Linked DNA regions of Homo sapiens: region 1 is linked to region 2. Evidence: read pairs that join two places in POLR2A ChIA-PET (ENCODE). Cell type or tissue: PC-9. All regions are shown on one strand. Each heading gives the region's core, and the rest is flanking DNA. Links, peaks and the distances in the headings are about the cores only. Region 1 overlaps GALNT9 (polypeptide N-acetylgalactosaminyltransferase 9). Region 2 holds the start of LOC112268102 (a long non-coding RNA gene).

Region 1 (8,319 bases), core at 11-8,010, 160 kb before region 2:
TAAAATTCACATTCTCTAATTCAGGAGGCAGAGAGCTGTGTGCCTTCAAACCAGAGTATCTATAAACTGGGTTTCTATCAGTGAGGGTATAGAGCAAATGCCGGCTCTGTCAAGGTTCATCCCGATGTCGTTCTCTGTGACGTAAAAACAAAGCTGGGACTGGCCACTTCTGCCAGACTTTATCTTGGCAGACAGGTTTCCTACAGCAGCGGCCACCTACACCTGGGGGGAGGCAGCAGGATGCTGAACCCTCAAAAGGAGAGCAAGAGCCCCCACTGTGCAGCAAGCCCAGGCCTGGGGGTCCCCGATCCCACAGAGGAGGAATCAGCTCCACTACAGCAAGCCCAGGCCTGGGGGTCCCACATCCCACAGAGGAGGAATCAGCTCCACTACAGCAAGGCCAGGCCTGGGGGTCCCCGATCCCACAGAGGAGGAATCAGCTCCACTACAGCAAGCCCAGGCCTGGGGTCCCACATCCCACAGAGGAGGAATCAGCTCCACTGCAGCAAGGCCAGGCCTGGGGGTCCCCGATCCCACAGAGGAGGAATCAGCTCCACTGCAGCAAGCCCAGGCCTGGGGGTCCCTGATCCCACAGAGGAGGAATCAGCTCCACTACAGCAAGGCCAGGCCTGGGGGTCCCCGATCCCACAGAGGAGGAATCAGCTCCACTACAGCAAGCCCAGGCCTGGGGGTCCCTGATCCCACAGAAGAGGAATCAGCTCCACTGCAGCAAGGCCAGGCCTGGGGTCCCACATCCCACAGAGGGGGAATCAGCTCCACTACAGCAAGGCCAGGCCTGGGGTCCCACATCCCACAGAGGGGGAATCCAATGGGACCCCTGCAGCTCTAAGAACAGAAAACCCAATTCAGATGTGCTTAAAGAAAAAACTAAAAATACGTGTGTGCGCGTGTGTGCGTGTGTGTGCGTGTGTGCGTGCATGCGTGTGTGTGCGTGTGCATGTGTGTGTGCACGCATGTGGTAATTTATTGCAAAGTCAAGTGGGTCTGTTTTGGGAACAGCTGGATCTAGGTGTTCAGACACTGGCCCCTTCTTGGGTTTCGTGAGGGACCCTGGAAGCTCCAAGCTCTCCCCTCTTGATGATAAGGTTGCTGCAGCTCCCCCAGCTCCCAGCCTTGGTTTCATCTTGTGGGAAAAGGCTGCCTGTTTTTTTCTCGATGGCCCGCTGGTAATTCCAGAATTCACTCTGACTGGACTGGCTTAAACCACCTGACCAGCCCTGAGCCAACCCCTAGGTCTGGGGTGACCTTCACGCTCTGACTGGTTTAGACCTGGGCGGCGGGATCTGCAGCTGGGCTGAAATGGATCAGAGCGGGGGGTGTGGACTTCCATCTGGAGCCGGGACAGGACCTCAGGAGGCAAATGACGACCGTCTGTGACACGCAGGCCCACGTCTGTGCTAGAAAAGCCACCCCTTGATATGGGGCGAGGATGGGACCCGAGAGACCCTCGCCCCACCCTGCACTGGCTCAGCAGCCGGGTCCAGACTCCCAGGCCTCTGGAAAACGAACCTCGGGGGGACGCAGAGGGTCACACAGGGCTTCACCCCCAGCTCGGGTTCAGTCCTGACTCAGAGACGACCCGGCCCCCACGACTGGACCCCACAACGCACAGGGCCCCCGCCGGCCAACAAGACCAAGGTCACGCACAGCGGTGCTGGGATCCTCCAGAGGACTCCACAGGGGACCGAGGGCCTGCAGGGATTCGAAAACCAGTGCCGGACGCAGCCTTCCTCCCTTACAGCAAGAGCTAGGAGATAAAACAGGCAGGCCGGGAGAGCAGGGCCCGGGTCGCGCCTTCCTCACGGCTGGAAGCCTCCCAGGTGACGGGAGGAATGATGGGGACGGGGCGGGGTACTTGGAGACCTTCCTCTGTCAGATGGCTCTGATGTTTCCACTGTTGCTGTGAGCAGGAAAGGGTTAACTTGGCAGCTGGCTCCTCCACACCCTGAGCGCCCACATCCGGCCCCTCCTTGCCCCGGAACCTCCTGCCGGAGAGGACAGCCCTGCTCACCTGGCCTTGGCAGCCCCAGCTGGTCTGTGCAATGGTGGGATTCACGGTGGGCACTTGGCCTCACGGCATCAGCCTGACCTCTGGAGGGTGGAGACCAAGGTCAGCCATGTCCACGAGACCAGCCCAGTGAGGACCATGGTCACCGAGGCTCGGGGGCTCCTGGCTGGCCTCGCTTGGCACGTGTTGTCACACATGGGTGCCGGAGAATCAAGTCCATGGGACCCCCCCCCAGGAGGGGACACCTGGGAGCTCGCACCTGGCCTCTCCTGGGCCCTGCCTGGGCATCTCTTCCCTCTGCTGACTTTAACCCATGTCCTCTGCTGTGAGAACCCACAGCAGGGAAAAGCAGCCTGTCTGGGCTCTGTCTGTCCTTCTAGCAAGTTGTGGACCGTCAAGGTGGTCTCGGGGGTCTTCCTGCCACACAGCTGCCTGGAGGCTCACAGCCAAGAACGGTGCTCACTCCAGCAGTGGGGCTAGCCCTGAGAGCAAACAGATTTCACCCCCAAATTCAGGACACACAGGAGCGTTCAAAAACCACACACACACGTGCACACATGCACACACACGCATGTACACACGCACACATATGCACACACGCACATGCACGCACACCCACGCACATGCACGCACACGCACGTATACACACACACGCACACCCACGCATGTGTGTGCACACGTGCACACACAGACTCCTGTGCACACATGCACACATGCGCACACACCCGCACACATGCAGGTGCACACGCACACACCCACACCCACCCGCACACAACGCGCGCGCACGCACACACACACACACCGTGCACCCTCAGTGCACAGGCTGGCTAACACACACGAGCCGCTTTCCAAACCGAAGTCATTCCAGCCCCATGCCTGTAGCTGGCGCCACATGAAAACACCACTGTGTTCTTATTTATGGAGCATGTTTCTTTAAACTGGCCTATTTTAAAACTAAATGCATTTTTTATTTGAAAGGGAATCTTCATTTCACCGCTGCAAATGGAAAGCTGGCATCACTTGTGTTAAATCATGGTAACCATGAAAATAAGTAGAATGAAAATAAAATAATGTTGTCACACTCTGGATGTGGCTGAGGTGTCCAAGCCTCCATGCCCAGGCCTCAGCCCTGTTTGTCTAAAGGACTCGGGGAAACCCCCTCCAGGAGGAATCAGAGCCTCGGGAGCTGGGCACGCCTCACTCGCACTGCCGTGCTGTCTAAGGAAGCTTCATCACACCTAGAATCAGTCCCCAGCACGCATTTGTGGGAAGGGTGTGAAGTGGGCCCCACCTGGCTAGAACAGGGAGCTCCGGGTTCCTGCACCAACCTCCACGCAGCCCGGGGCGCTCCCTGCACCCCTGGACCCTGCGGGCCTGTCCAGCATCTCGCCTCCCTCTGTCCACACATGGGGAACCCCAGAGCAGGTGAGTGAACGCCCTGGGAACCACTGCCTGAGTCACAAGGAATGGAATGGGGCTGAGACACGCCTTTCCTCCTCCCCTCTCTTCCCTGCCAGCCTCCTGATCCCCATCTCAAATGAGCTCCTGGCCCAAGAATCCCGGTGTCAGGGTTCCCTGGCGGGTGGGGCAGGCTGACCACACCAGGAGCTGCAGAGGGGGCTGCCCTCCTGCCTGCCCTCCCTCAGGCAGCTCCAGGAGGAGGCAAGTGTGGCTGAGGCCACCTGCCACCACCCCACGGTGAAACGCGGCCCCACTGGGCAGCCCTGAGCGCCCGGCTTCTGCAGGACAATGCCACCAGGGGCCCTCCCAGGGAGCATCCTGTCGCGGGCTGGGCTCTGCGGACAGAGACGCAGGAGGGGCTGGCCAAGCCTGCCAGTCGCTCCCAGGCCCAGAGGCCAAGCTCAGCCAAACTTTATCCGAGCAACAATGCCAATTAATCTGGCGCTTGTCGCGGCTACTCCCTCAGGGCAGGTGTGAGGGTCAGCGACCAAGCTCCATCCTGAGTGGCACTGAGGCAAAGCCGTGGCGGCCAGGGCCCGGCTCCTGATTCACCCGCTCTTGCAGCCTGGGGGCGACAGGATGGGAGGTGCGCAGGCCACGGATGGAACGGGAATGCCCTTCGCTTCAGACACAAGCGACACCCAGCTCAGCAGTGACTGAGGCCACAGCAGGTGGGACCAGGGCTGGCAGGGCCTGACACAGGGCGCCTCTGCTGCGTGAGCCATGGTGCCTCAGCCCAGCTTCCGTGATCCCCAGATGCAGCTATGGCAGGAGTGCCCCAAGCCTGGGGCTAGGCCCTGGGAAGGATGCCCGCAGCCAAAAGTAGGGGAGGGGGAGAGACACAGAGAGATAGAGAAAGACAGAGAGAGATACAGAGAGATTGAGAGAAGGAGAGAGGGAGAGACAGAGAGAGACAGGAGAGACAGAGGAGGAGAGACAGGGAAGACAGAGGAGGCAGGAGGGCCCCACAGGTGGGGGCTCCTGACTGCTCCACTTTCCCACAGCAGACCTTTGCGCGTTTCTCCCAGGAGCCCGCAGCTCGTGGGGGCAGTCCCCGGCCAGCACGGGGGAGCGCTCACTTTCCCGGCCAGCGTGGGGGGCGGTCACTTCCCCGGCGGGCGTGGGGGGCGGTCACTTCCCTGGCGGGCGTGGGGGCCGCTCACTTCCCCGGCCGGCGTGGGGGGCAGTCACTTCCCTGGCCAGTGTGGGGGGCGGTCACTTCCTCGGCGGGCGTCGGGGGATGGGGGGCAGTCACTCACTCACTTTCTGGGCCGGTAGTCGGGGATGCTCCGATCGAGGGAGATGCGGTCGCTGAGCTGAGCGTTGTAGCCGTACTCCTCATACTTGCCTTCCGCCTCCTGGCCGTCATCACGCAGGGTGGCCGCCAAGCCACCCTGGCCCAGGCCTCCTGGCCCCTCCACCAGGCCGATGGGCTTGGCAAGGCCTGGGGGAAAGGAAGAGAGGGAGGTCAGGCAGGCCCAGGACACGCTGCGTCTGCACCCAGGAGACGCCCCTCCCGCCCCTCTCCCCGACGGCCGCTTCCCCCGGTACAAGCCCAGCAAACTCCCTGCAGATGGCAGGCTGCCAGCTCAGGACATTCCAGAAAGTGCAAGGCTGTGCGCGGAGTGAGAGGGCGGTGCCAGGCGGAAGAGGGAGGGATGAATGGGTGGTACATGAGGCGTTGAAGGCAGTGGACTCTGTGTGATGCTGCAATGGTGGATATCTGTTATTATTATGTATTTTTTGATTCAGGGTCTTGCTCTGTCACCCAGGCTGCAGTGCAGTGGCATGATCTCAGCTCACTGCAGCCTGGACCTCCCAGGCTCAAGCAATCCTCCCACCTCAGCCTCCTGAGTAAATGGGTGGGCCTCCACAACTGGCAAATTTTTGTATTTTTAGTGGAGACAGGGTTTCACCGTGTTGGTCAGGCTGGTCTTGAACTCCTGACCTCAAGCGATCCACCTACCTAGGCCTCCCAAAGTGCTGGGATTACAGGCGTGAGTCACTGCACTGGCCAATACTTGTTCTTACGCAATTGTCCAAACGCACAGCAGGTGTGACACTGAGTGAGCGCCCCCCCCCCCCCCCGTGAGCCACAGCCCTCAGTGAGTCACCTGCATCGGGCAGCATCGGCTCATCGACGGTGACACAGTCACACTCACGCACGCCAGCCCCCCGTGAGCCACGGCCCTCAGTGAGTTTCCTGCATCGGGCAGCATTGGCTCATCGACAGTGACACAGTCACACACGTTCACGCCCAGGCGCTGTGCCTGCGGGGCAGAGGATGCGGGAACTCCGCTCAGTCTCTATCAACCCGAAACTGCTCTGATGGTCAGGCCTACTAATGTTAAAAATATTAACCCGAAAATTGCAACGGCTCTAAGATTAGGTATTTTAAACGCCATGCCGCCGCCACCATCCCCACCAGCCCTTGACACCATCCGCCTGTGTAACTTGAGCTGAACACACATCCACATGCGTGCTGCTACTCTGGGGTAGGAAGAACCGAGCCGTCGACACAGGCAGCAGCCGAGACGTGGCTCACACACGTGACGCCAAGCCAAAGATCAACACAGGAGACCTCATCCCGTGTGGCCGCCGGCGTGAGGTTCAAGAACAGACGGAATCACAACCCACCCCATGGCCATCGGGGCAGGACGGGGACCCCGGGGTGGGGCAGTGTCGACTGGAAAGGAGCCGGTGGAACTTCTGGGCTGACAGGGAGGCTCCGCAGCTTGGTCAGGGTGTGTGGAATGGGTGCCCAAGGGGGCCGGGCCAGGGAAAGTTCTAGGTGCTCAGTTGTGCTGGGCAAGCAGACGCGGCTTGGAGATGCTGTTCCCAGGGGGACGGGAGTGAGAGGGGTGTCTCCCCACAAAGATGGCACCATTGGCTGTCTCTGAGCTGGGAGTCTCTGGGGCATCTTGGATTTGGGGGCGGGTGCCTGGGCAATAGTTTTAAGCCAGAAAGAGGCGGCATGGACCCCTGAGGCTGGGCTGCCTTTTGTCAGCTTGCACAGAGAGGTCTCTGGTCCTCGGAGGAAGGCCAGTGGAAACACAAACTTGTGAAATACCCGATGCTAATATCCCACAACTGCCCGCCTGGGAGGGGACCTTCTCTCGCGGCGCCAGCTCCTGGAGCCTGGTGGGATCTCTGTAGGATTCCTGCTATGGGGAGGGAGGGACCGATGCCCTGGGAAGATTCCAGTCTGTGACCCTCCGCCCCCCACAGGGCAGTGAGTGGCTTTCTCCCCTCAGCAGAGCCGAGGCTTTGAGCCTCCCGGAACCTCTGGACTTTCTGGAATATTCCATTTTAAATGAGTAAACAAAGTGTCCGTATTTATGTAGGACTGAAGGATACAGATTGGACGTAGAATTGAAAAATGACACAAATCACTTCCCCTTCTTATTTTAATCCTGTGAGATAAATACGTAATCATGCTATTTTAAAATATCGATACTGCACTTGCATTTTTCACTTTGGAAAGTCTGGAATTGGATGTCTCCCAGAGGCAGGCACAGCAGCTTCTAACTCGAGAGAGAGAGACACCTCATCATCCGTGGGGCTCAGGCCTCAGGTGGGGATTGGCCGCCTGGCCAGAGGGTAGCTGAGCGTGGTTCCAGATGGCTGCCTGATGCCCAGCGTTGGGGGCAGGAGGGTGGCTGAGCGTGGTTCCGGACGGCTGCCCGATGCCCGGCATTGGACCCGGCAGGAGGGTGGCTGAGCGTCGTTCTGGACGGCTGCCCGATGCCCAGCATTGGGGGCAGGAGGGTGGCTGAGCGTGGTTCTGGACGGCTGCCCGATGCCCAGCGTTGGAACCGGCAGGAGGGTGGCTGAGCGTGGTTTCGGACGGCTGCCCGATGCCCGGCGTTGGACCCGGCAGGAGGGTGGCTGAGCGTGGTTTCGGACGGCTGCCTGATGCCCAGCGTTGGACCCGGCAGGAGGGTGGCTGAGCATGGTTCCAGATGGCTGCCCAATGCCCGGCGTTCTGAGGTCAGCAGGACCCTCTTTCTTATTCAGACTGGCATTTTGTTTCTGCCTGTCTCTGGAAACTGATTTTTTTTGTTGTTGGGATCCTAGATTTGGTCAGGGCATATCTTGCCGTGAATCACAGTCATGCGTGGCAATCCACACTCATGCCAACGTTCAGCTCCAGGAAGTTTGCTCTGTTAATGATGTGACTGTATTCCCATCTGCCATCCCTGTTTTCTCTTCTGTAACCCCTGTTAAGTGAACGTTTCCCCTCCCGGTTTATCTCCTGCCTCCCAACGCTTCATTCTCCGTTTTCATTCTCTTGGTTTTCATCTCATCGGCTTGATCTTTTGTCGTGCCATGTTGCCAACTAGCCTGTCCATTGAATTGGTTTTGTTGTCATATATTTAATCCCAAAAGAGGCTTCTTGCTCTCCAGTCGCCCCTGCCTTGCATGAATGGCAAACTGGTTTTACTTTATGTGGTTGGCAGTAGCCCCAAAGCTGTCCACACCCTAATCCCTGGAACCGGTGAGTGTCACGTTACACAGCTAAGGGGACTTGGCAGACGCCCCCTGCTTTGCCTGAATCTGCTTCATTGGCCAGAAGGAGTGGAGGAGCTGGGCCTTCACTGTGGTCACCCGTCACTTGCATGGGGGTTAGGGGACACCCCAGCCACGCTGCTGCTCACAGCTTCCTTGCGGAGGAAGTGAGGGTTGCCAGGCCTCTGAATGAGTGTGTTTTGAAGAGAGACGCTGCCATTCCCATCCTCCCTCCACCCGGGGCTCCATGCCTCCCCTCACTGCTGCGTCTGTGCTTAAGAGAACCAAGCAGCCCCTGGTCCAGACGCTGCTGCCCACTG
Region 2 (8,319 bases), core at 299-8,298:
CCTCCGGCCTGGAGCTCTGTCTTTAGTTTTTTAGCCTCAAATCTGCCAGCTTCAGGTTTGGGGACTCTGCTGAGGCAGACTCGGGGGTGGCTTGACCCTGCCAGCGAGTGGGTTGAGGGCGTGTCAGGAGCCGGGTGTGGGTTGAGAGCACGTTCGGCGCCAGGCACAGGGGCTTCGGTCGGCTTATGTGCTCTTCCCGGGAGCTCCTCAGAGCAGGAATGTTGTTATGTCCATTTCAGATTCAGGAACCGCGACATCTCCTCCTAGGTCCATGGAGAACAGAGATGGACCCAGCCTTGCACCTGTTCCAGCCTCCAGAGCTCGAGCTTGCCGTGGCTCCTCTGCCTGTCTTCAGATGGGAAGAGCTGGGCACTGGCCTCTACCAATCCCTCCCCACTCAGCCATCCGTCTGAGTCCAGTGCCATGGGCCCTGGCATTCAGCCATGTGTCCAGGTTCAGTGCCACGGGTCCTGGCGTCAGCAGCTCCGGCTCTGCCAGAGGCCAGTGGAGGCACCCTGGTTCCCACGCCCTCCCTGCTCCTGCCATGCGTCCGGTCACAGCAGGTTTGCGGTCACCCTCTGGGTCCCTACCCCGGCCACCCACTCGTCTGGTCAGAGCAGGTTTGCGGTCACCCTCTGGGTCCCAACCCCGGCCACCCACTCCTCAGGCTTCGCTCTCCTAGGGGAGGCTCCCAGATCACTGGGTCTTCCTCACCTGCCTCGGTGGAATCCCGGCTGTTCGCAGCCGCACTGGATGAAGCTCTCGTCTCCTCTCTGGTTCCTCACAGGTGTCGGTGGACTTCGGGGAAGGCAGGTGCAGCCTCCTGCGTTGGCTCCATCGCCTCTGGCCAAGGCCATGGCACACACTCTGCCCGCGTTCCTCTGCACTCCCAGGAAGGCGATGCCCCCGGCCCCAGCCTCGGAGAAGTGGACACGAAGCCCCACTTGCTTTGTGGCCGGTTCCATTTTAATTTGGTCTCAACGGAGTAGAAAATGGGAGAGAGCCGGCGCGTGCTCCAGACAGAAATCAGCCAACGAGCCCATGAGACCCCAAGTCACTGAATCCCCCCACACTCTGGCGTCTCTGAACAACCCGCAAGGACGTCGGTGCCACGGCTGCTCTGGGGTCTACAGTGCACGTCCCCGTGGACCCCCGGCTCCTGCAGGTGAAACCCACCACTCCACGGTGATACAAGAACCTTCCCACGTCCCCATGTCTCTCTGCATGGCCTGGGCACCATGGCTGCCACACTCTATGCGTGTTTTAAAACCCACAGTGCAGGCCGGGCGCAGTGGCTCATGCCTGTAATCCCAGCACTTTGGGAGGCCGAGGCGGGCGGATCACAAGGTCAGGAGATCGAGACCATCTTGGCTAACATGGTGAAACCCCATCTCTACTAGAAATACAAAAAATTAGCTGGTGTGGTGGCGGGCGCCTGTAGTCCCAGCTACTCGGGAGGCTGAGGCAGGAGAATGGCGTGAACCCGGGAGGTGAAGCTTGCAGTGAGCCGAGATCGCGCCACTGCACTCCAGCCTGGGGGACAGAGCAAGACTCCGCCCCGAAAAAAAAAAAACCCACAGTGCACTGTGAATATTTTGTTTAAACAGTCAATTACCTTCGACGGATACTTCATCCATTTGTCAAATCTCAGGTATCTAATTCACCACGCCGTGGCTGTTCCGGGGGCTCCGCGTCTGTCGTCCCACATCTGCGCTGCTCCTGCCGGGAGGACACGCCCGTGCCCCACAGCGGGTCCGCTCACCACTGCTCTTTCAGGCATTACCTCCGGAGACACTCGTTCCACCTTTGTCTCTGAGAGATGTTCTTGCTGACAGGTTTCTTCTTACGACGCTGCCCTTGCGTGGGTTCACTCGCGTTGCTCCTCAGGAGAAATGAGAGCGTGTGTTTTCCTCCGGTGACCTGGAAAGGGACCTTCTGTGGCTGGCCGGGCACTCTGGCTTCCATGGGCCTCTGTCCCATTTCTTCGCCTTTCATGTCCTTGAGGCTTGTTGAGCTTCTATCATCTGTGAGTTCACAGTTGGCGTCAGATTTGGAAATTTTGGAGTCATGATTTTTTCATATCTTTTCAGTGTCTCCATGGTCGGCTCTTCTTCAGGGACCCCCATACGTATTACGGTTGTGCGTGGGGTACTCTTACACTCACGGGGGTGCCGGGCCCCTGGAACCTGCAACTCACGCAGGATGCTCTTTTAACTTACTCTATTATGTTTCCTGTTTTATACGGTGCTGTATCGTTGGCTCTGTCTTTAAGATCATTCACCTTTTCCTCCATGTGTGGTCTGTGAACCCCATCCATTGTAGCCTTGATTTCTAGAAGTTTGGTTTGCATATTTTTAAATGGTCTATGTTTCTACTTAGCTCTTTCAACACAGGGAATGCAGTCAGGATGACTGTCAGTGTCTGTCTGGCGATTCTAACACTTGTGTTAGTTCTGACCAGGATTTCGCAGTGGATTTTTCCTCCCCTTACGGGTGGGTTTTCCTGCTTCCCCGAATGTAATCTTTGAATCGATGGCAGACATTGTTAACATCGCCTTTGTTGGGTGTGGATGTTTGTGTTTATGTGGAAACATTCCTGCACCTTTTTCTGGCGTGCGGTTCAGTTACATGGAAAAGGTTTGGCCTCTCAGGTCTTATTTTAAAGTGGCCGTCAGGGCCGAATGTTCTGCCCATTTTGTCCACACTAATTATCCCTCTTTGGGGAGCAAGACCCTTGTGAGATGCCACCGCCACCCTCGGGAGGCCTCCAGGCTGGGGGACGGGCACTGTGGGCTGCTGGTGTAGGGCCGGACGCTCTCTGACAGTGTTGCCCCTGGCCTCCGGCGGCTTCCTCCCAAGCTGGGTTGGGGCTCTTCTGAACGCTCCCCTCCATGCCCTGTCCTGGGAACTTTAACCCTCTGGGCCTCCCGGAGCCCTCTGTCTCCCCTGTCCCAGGGGGTCTGCTGGGCTCCACCGGGCCCCGCCCTGAATGCAGCCTGGAGCAACGCTGGAGGCCGGGGCTAGGAAACTGTGAGCCCCGCCTTGTCTGTGTCTTTCTCAGGGATTCTCGTCCTTTCCAACCTGGTGCCCGATGTCCGGAAGCACCTCTTCTGTGTTTTCAAATGGGAGAGCGAATCCAGTCCTTTTCACTCCATTTTGGCCAGAAACAGAAGTCCTCCGTGATTTATATTTTTACTAGAATCTTTTAAAGGGGCACAAATGGGGGTGTTTTGCAGGCATACAGAAGCCCCCGTCACTCCTCCCGCCTTGTCTCTGAACCGCTGTGGGGTGGGGAGGGGTCTCTTCTCTCTCCAACCCACATCACTTTCACCCCCCGCCGGCCAAGGCTGCGTTTCCCTCGCCCCCACCCCAGTCCCCCGCGTTGGTAGTGGGATCGGTTTGGTATTCTGAGGCTTCTCTCATTTCTCCTTTATCACCATCTGCCCCACAGCAGGCAGGCCCGGAGCCTCTGCAGAAGGGGGAACCGGGTGCAGGCCCAACGCCGGTCTCTCAGTGTGGCAGCCTTGCGCGCGAGCAGAAGCAGAAGGCCTAGTTCCTACTCTGCAGCCTTGGCTGCCGGGCACGGAGAACGTTTTAGCAGAAACACCTCTGCAAAACCACTTCCTGGCCCGGGCCCAGCCAAACACCATCTTCTCCTCCACCCCAGGGCTCCGCCCCCATCTCCAGGCTCAGCCCAGCACCCCCACCCCCGAAACCCCCAGCCCCACTGCATCTGCCCTGGCCATCTGCCTCCGCCCTGCCTCGCTAACACAGTTATTAATGAGCAATTTTCCTGTAATTACAACGCAGTTATGCCAGTTACCCCGACCTGCTGACAGAGAGCATTCACTTCCATGTGGCACTAGCCCCCAGGCCTGAGAGGACGCAAACACTTGCCCCTCATTCGCTGCCCCCACCCCCACTCTGCCAGCCAGCACCACCCTCCACCCACTCTAGGCCCTTAAGAAAGGAGGGAAGGGCCGCGGGGAGGAGCTCTCAGATCCCGAGGCCCCACTCCCCCTGCAAGGAAGGCTGTGAGCTCGGCCCCAGCCCACCTGCCAGCTCCCCAAACACCTCCCACCTCCCTCCGCCGCCTCCTGAAGGGACTACACTCCCCTGGCTCCTCCAAAATCCGCTAATGAACAGCAGGCGCAGAGGCTCCGCCACCGGCGTGCTCCTGGCCTCAGCCCTCCCTGTTCTGAAACCGCCTTTGCTAAGACGGTAGTAGTGAGGAATCACGACAGTGGCAGAGGCCAACCTGACCCGCTCCACCTGCCTCCACCCCAACCCGCCCGGCTGCTTCCTGAGCGTGGGCCAAACTAACTTTGACAGGAACTTAGTTTACAGTTTAAGTTGGGAACAAAAAGGATAACAGCCCCTCCCCAAAACAGATTCCCTCCTCGCTTGGGGGGACCAGTCCCGTTGTAAAACCGACAAATAACAGCAGGATTAGGAATTCCGGCTCAGGATTCACGCAGCCAGACGCCACAGGACTCCTCCCCAGCCGCTCCTGTATATGACGTCACCGCCGTAAGACCACAGGACACCGCCCCAGCCGCGCCTGTAGATGACGTCACCATCGTAAGACCACAGGACCCTTCCCAGCCGCTCCTGTATATGACGTCACCGCCGTAAGACCACAAGTCACCGCCCCAGCCGCTCCTGTAGATGACGTCACCACAGTAAGACCACAGGATACCGCCCCAGCCGCGCCTGTAGATGACGTCACCATCGTAGGCCCACAGGACCCTTCCCAGCCGCTCCTGTGGATGACGTCACCGCCGTAGGACCTAAGATTGATGCTGGAGAGGTTCTTCAGACCCTGCGTTCTGACGGCTCCGCTGGCACCACCCAGACGGGTAAACTAGCTCTTCCGGTCTGTGGCCCTCACAGGAACCGACTCGGTGCAGGAGGACAGCTTCAGCCCCTGTGATTTCATCCCCGACCAACCAGCCAGCACTCCCCACTCCCTAGCCCCCTGCCTGCCAAACTATCTTTTAAAAAACTCCAGTTTCCAAATTTTCAGGGAGGCTGATTTGAGTAATAATAAAACTCCAGTCTCCTGCTAGCTGGCTCTGGATGCACTAGACTCTATTGCAATTCTCCTGTCCTGATAAATCGGCTGTCAGGCAAGAAGAACCCGTTGGGTGGTTACAGTTTCAAGGCTATATTCAGAGAACTATCCACTAATAAAATCTCTGTTTATGCAGTAGGTCCCACCCCACACCCTCCCTGCTCAAACTGCTGCAATCCCGGCACAGCTTTGTTGACAATGTACCCATCAGCCAACAAAATGTAACAAAATGCACTTTCTTTTAGTTATCTCCTGCTACGTAATAAACTTCCCCGGGAGGTGGAGGTTGCCATGAGCCGAGATTGCACCATTGCACTCCAGCCTGGGCAACAAGAGCAAGACTCCGTCTCAAAAATAAATAAATAAATAAATAAATAAGCCTCCCCGGAGCTTGATGGCCTAAATAGCAATCTACCGTGAGTGCTCAGGGCTCTGGAGTTGACTGGGCTGCGCTGGGTGCTTCCTGCCTAGGGTCTCCAGTGTGGTTGCAGCAAATGCAGGCTGGAGCTGTCCAGCATCTCTTTCTGAGTAGCCTCTCCACGCTCAGCTTGGACCCCCTCACAGCATGGCTGCCAGGGTCATCAAGCTTCTTGGCAGGCAGCTGGCCTCCCCTAGGACAAATCCCACAAAGCTGAGGCAGGAGTTCCAGGGCTACTAAGACGCCGTCTCAGAGTCACAGTCTGCCACCTCCAGCTCATGCCACTGGCTACACAGGCCCAGAGTCCGTGCGTCTGGGGAGGCACCATCCTGAGAAGCCATCTTACGAGTGAGAAGTGGGTGCCAGGAAATGGGGTGCCACCATGATTAGCACCCCAAATATGTGCTGTCACCTTTGGAGTCACGCAGAACCTGGGGGCCTCCAGGAGTCTACGGGGGATGGTGGGAAGGCTGGGGAGGAGGATGGGAAGGAGACCCCCGCTGAGGGCAGGCGGAGCGCTGGGGTGGCACCACCTCTGGCTGCGGGGAAGGTCGTGGCCCTGCGAGGACCTGTCTAGACAGAGGCTGAAGTTGGGGGCGGGGAGGTGGGGGGCAGGCACGTGAGGAGCCGTTGAGTTTGCAGAATCTGGAGGAATCAAGAGGGCCCAGGACAGTCTTTTAAGCCAGTACCAGGTTCTCAAAGTGAGAAATGGCCTCTGGCCTAAGGGTGAAGACCTCAAAGGCGTGGCTGAAGCAGCTTTATTGAGATTTGCAAGATTCACAAGCTATCTTTTAGACTCGATACAGTCAGGCCTCTGGGAACCTCGAGGGCGCCCTTCCGCAGCCTCCTGGGTCTCAGCCCAAGGAGACAAGAGCTTGCCCCAGCGAGCAGGTGTGGGTTAACTCAGTCACGCCCGCAGGAGACACACAGGGTTTCTGCAGAGAGCTCTGTTGTGGAAGTGCCGTCAGAGAGAGGCGGCTCGGTGTGGAAACAGGCCTCTTTATGCTCAGGAGGCAGGCTGAGAAGCTGCCCGGCCACAAGCACAGGCCACCTCTTGCAGAAGAGGGACCTTAACTCTGACCTCAGCCAAGAGCCCAGGAGACACAGCCTGGGGTCACAAAGAGTCAGCTCCTAGGAGCAGGCGGTGCTCACCTAGAAGCTGCTGGTGTGGACCTGGCTGGAGCTCAGGTTTCTGCCAACCGTGTCTGCTCCTCCTGTCCCTGCTGTTTGAACGGGGGTGTCGGCGTGTTCGTCCCGCCCCTGCCTTGTCATCGCATATTGGGTCTAGGGCCCCAGAGAAGTGCACGCCTGTGATCCCAGGCTTCTTAGTTCAGTTCCTCAGATGGAGATGTGGGTGAGAGACGCTGAGGGCCTCCTCCCCAGCCCTCGTTCTGATATGATCAAGGACTCCAAGCCTGGGCCTGAGGATGCAGCGGAATGAGAGGCCGAGGTCTCTGGAGATTGAGTGTGTTTTCACGTGGAGCTAAGGGTCACTGAGTGAGAGGGTGGCCGCCCCTTGTGCTGGCTTCTCCCTTGATGAATCTGGACTGGCCCCGAGCTACAGACTGAATCATCCCAAACTGGGAGACTTACACAAGCCTCCCTCCGGCTTCCAAAAGTTCCTTGGCTTGAGGATAACTTGGCAATCTCCCCTTGTGGAAGGACCCCAGTCCAGGATGGCCTCATCTTTGCTCATCACATCTGCGACACGGCCCTATTTCTAAATAAGCTCACCCTCTGATGACCCTATTTCATTCTTTTGAGACGGAGTCCCGCTCTGTCACCCAGGCTGGAGTGCAGTGGTGCGATCTCGGCTCACTGCAGGCTCCGCTTCCCGGGTTCAAGCCATTCTCCTGCCTCAGCCTCCTGAGTAGCTGGGACTACAGGCGCGTGCCACCACGCCCGGCTAATTTTTTCTAATTTTTAGTAGACACGGGGTTTCACTGTGTTAGCCAGGATGGTCTCGATCTCCTGACCTTGTGATATGCCCGCCTCGGCCTCCCAAAGTGCTGGGATTACAGGTGTGAGCCACTGCACCCGCCCTTTTTTTTTTTTTTTTGAGACGGAGTCTTGCTCTGTTGCCCATGCTGGAGTGCAGTGGCACAATCTCGGCTCACTGCAACCTCTGCCTCCCAGGCTCAAGCGATTCTCCTGTCTCAGCCTCCTGAGTAGCTTGAATTACAGGCACATGCCACCACACCCAGCTAATTTTCGTATTTTTAGTAGAGATGGGGTTTCACCATGTTGGCCAGGCTGGTTTCGAACTCCTGACCTCAGGTGATCCGCCTGCCTCGGTCTCCCAAAGTGCTGGGATTACAGGCGTGAGCCACCGCACCTGGCTGAAAAATTTATTTTTTTAAAAAGAGAGAAGTGCTTAGGAAATTCAATAAACTTACCTTTTTTTTTTCTTTCAAAAATTGCCCCGCTTGGAGCATGCTTTGAAAGTCACAAATAAAGGCTGTTATGTCGTGGCATTCAACCATTTTTGTCTGAAAAGCAACTTCCAAAAATCAGCTGTAGATTCATTGTGTTTCTTTCTAAAAATGAAGTGTTGTAATTAACACTACCCAGTTTCATAAATAAACAAAACATATTTTCTTGCATTCTAGTTTCGGGTTTCAGGATGAAACCTCCATCGATATCTCTAGTTCCTTCAAGTCTGCTGAAATGTCACCTTCCCTGCGGCAAGCATATTTTAGGTAAGGCGTAAATGCAGCCTGCCCCTCCCGGCACCCCACTTCCCCTTGACTTATTTGAGTGATGTGTTTACCTGTGATGACCGCGGCTCATATCTCCCCACCAACCTCCGGGGGCCCCAGGAGGGCAGA

Evidence for each region. Peaks named below come from ENCODE experiments on the same cell type or tissue, not always from the same donor. Only the 100,000 strongest peaks of a DNase experiment are listed, where the experiment ranks them.
Region 1: POLR2A ChIA-PET joins it to region 2 with 15 read pairs; 2 of 35 experiments call an interaction of 5 or more read pairs at or near these places.

What each region holds. Positions count from the first base shown.
Region 1 is chr12:132,281,497-132,289,815 of GRCh38, forward strand. GALNT9 (polypeptide N-acetylgalactosaminyltransferase 9) reads right to left here. Exons shown (of 11, transcript NM_001122636.2): 2 at 4,754-4,934. Among named protein-coding and RNA genes, the nearest start is that of GALNT9-AS1, 10 kb to the left of the region's middle. RefSeq lists enhancers at 2,281-2,934, 3,589-4,242, 4,961-6,160. In PC-9, for the core only: CTCF peaks have their summits at 2,877 and 3,317; DNase peaks (open chromatin) are centred at 3,485, 5,585 and 7,962; H3K27me3 peaks cover 823 bases.
Region 2 is chr12:132,441,545-132,449,863 of GRCh38, forward strand. LOC112268102 (a long non-coding RNA gene) reads left to right here and starts at 292. Exons shown (of 2, transcript XR_002957440.2): 1 at 292-563; 2 at 788-5,462. RefSeq lists enhancers at 2,462-3,149, 3,837-4,524, 4,525-5,211 and silencers at 8,167-8,216, 8,247-8,316. In PC-9, for the core only: no CTCF peak of the experiment used is centred there; a DNase peak (open chromatin) is centred at 4,647; H3K4me3 peaks cover 1,950 bases; H3K27ac peaks cover 1,256 bases; H3K27me3 peaks cover 2,476 bases.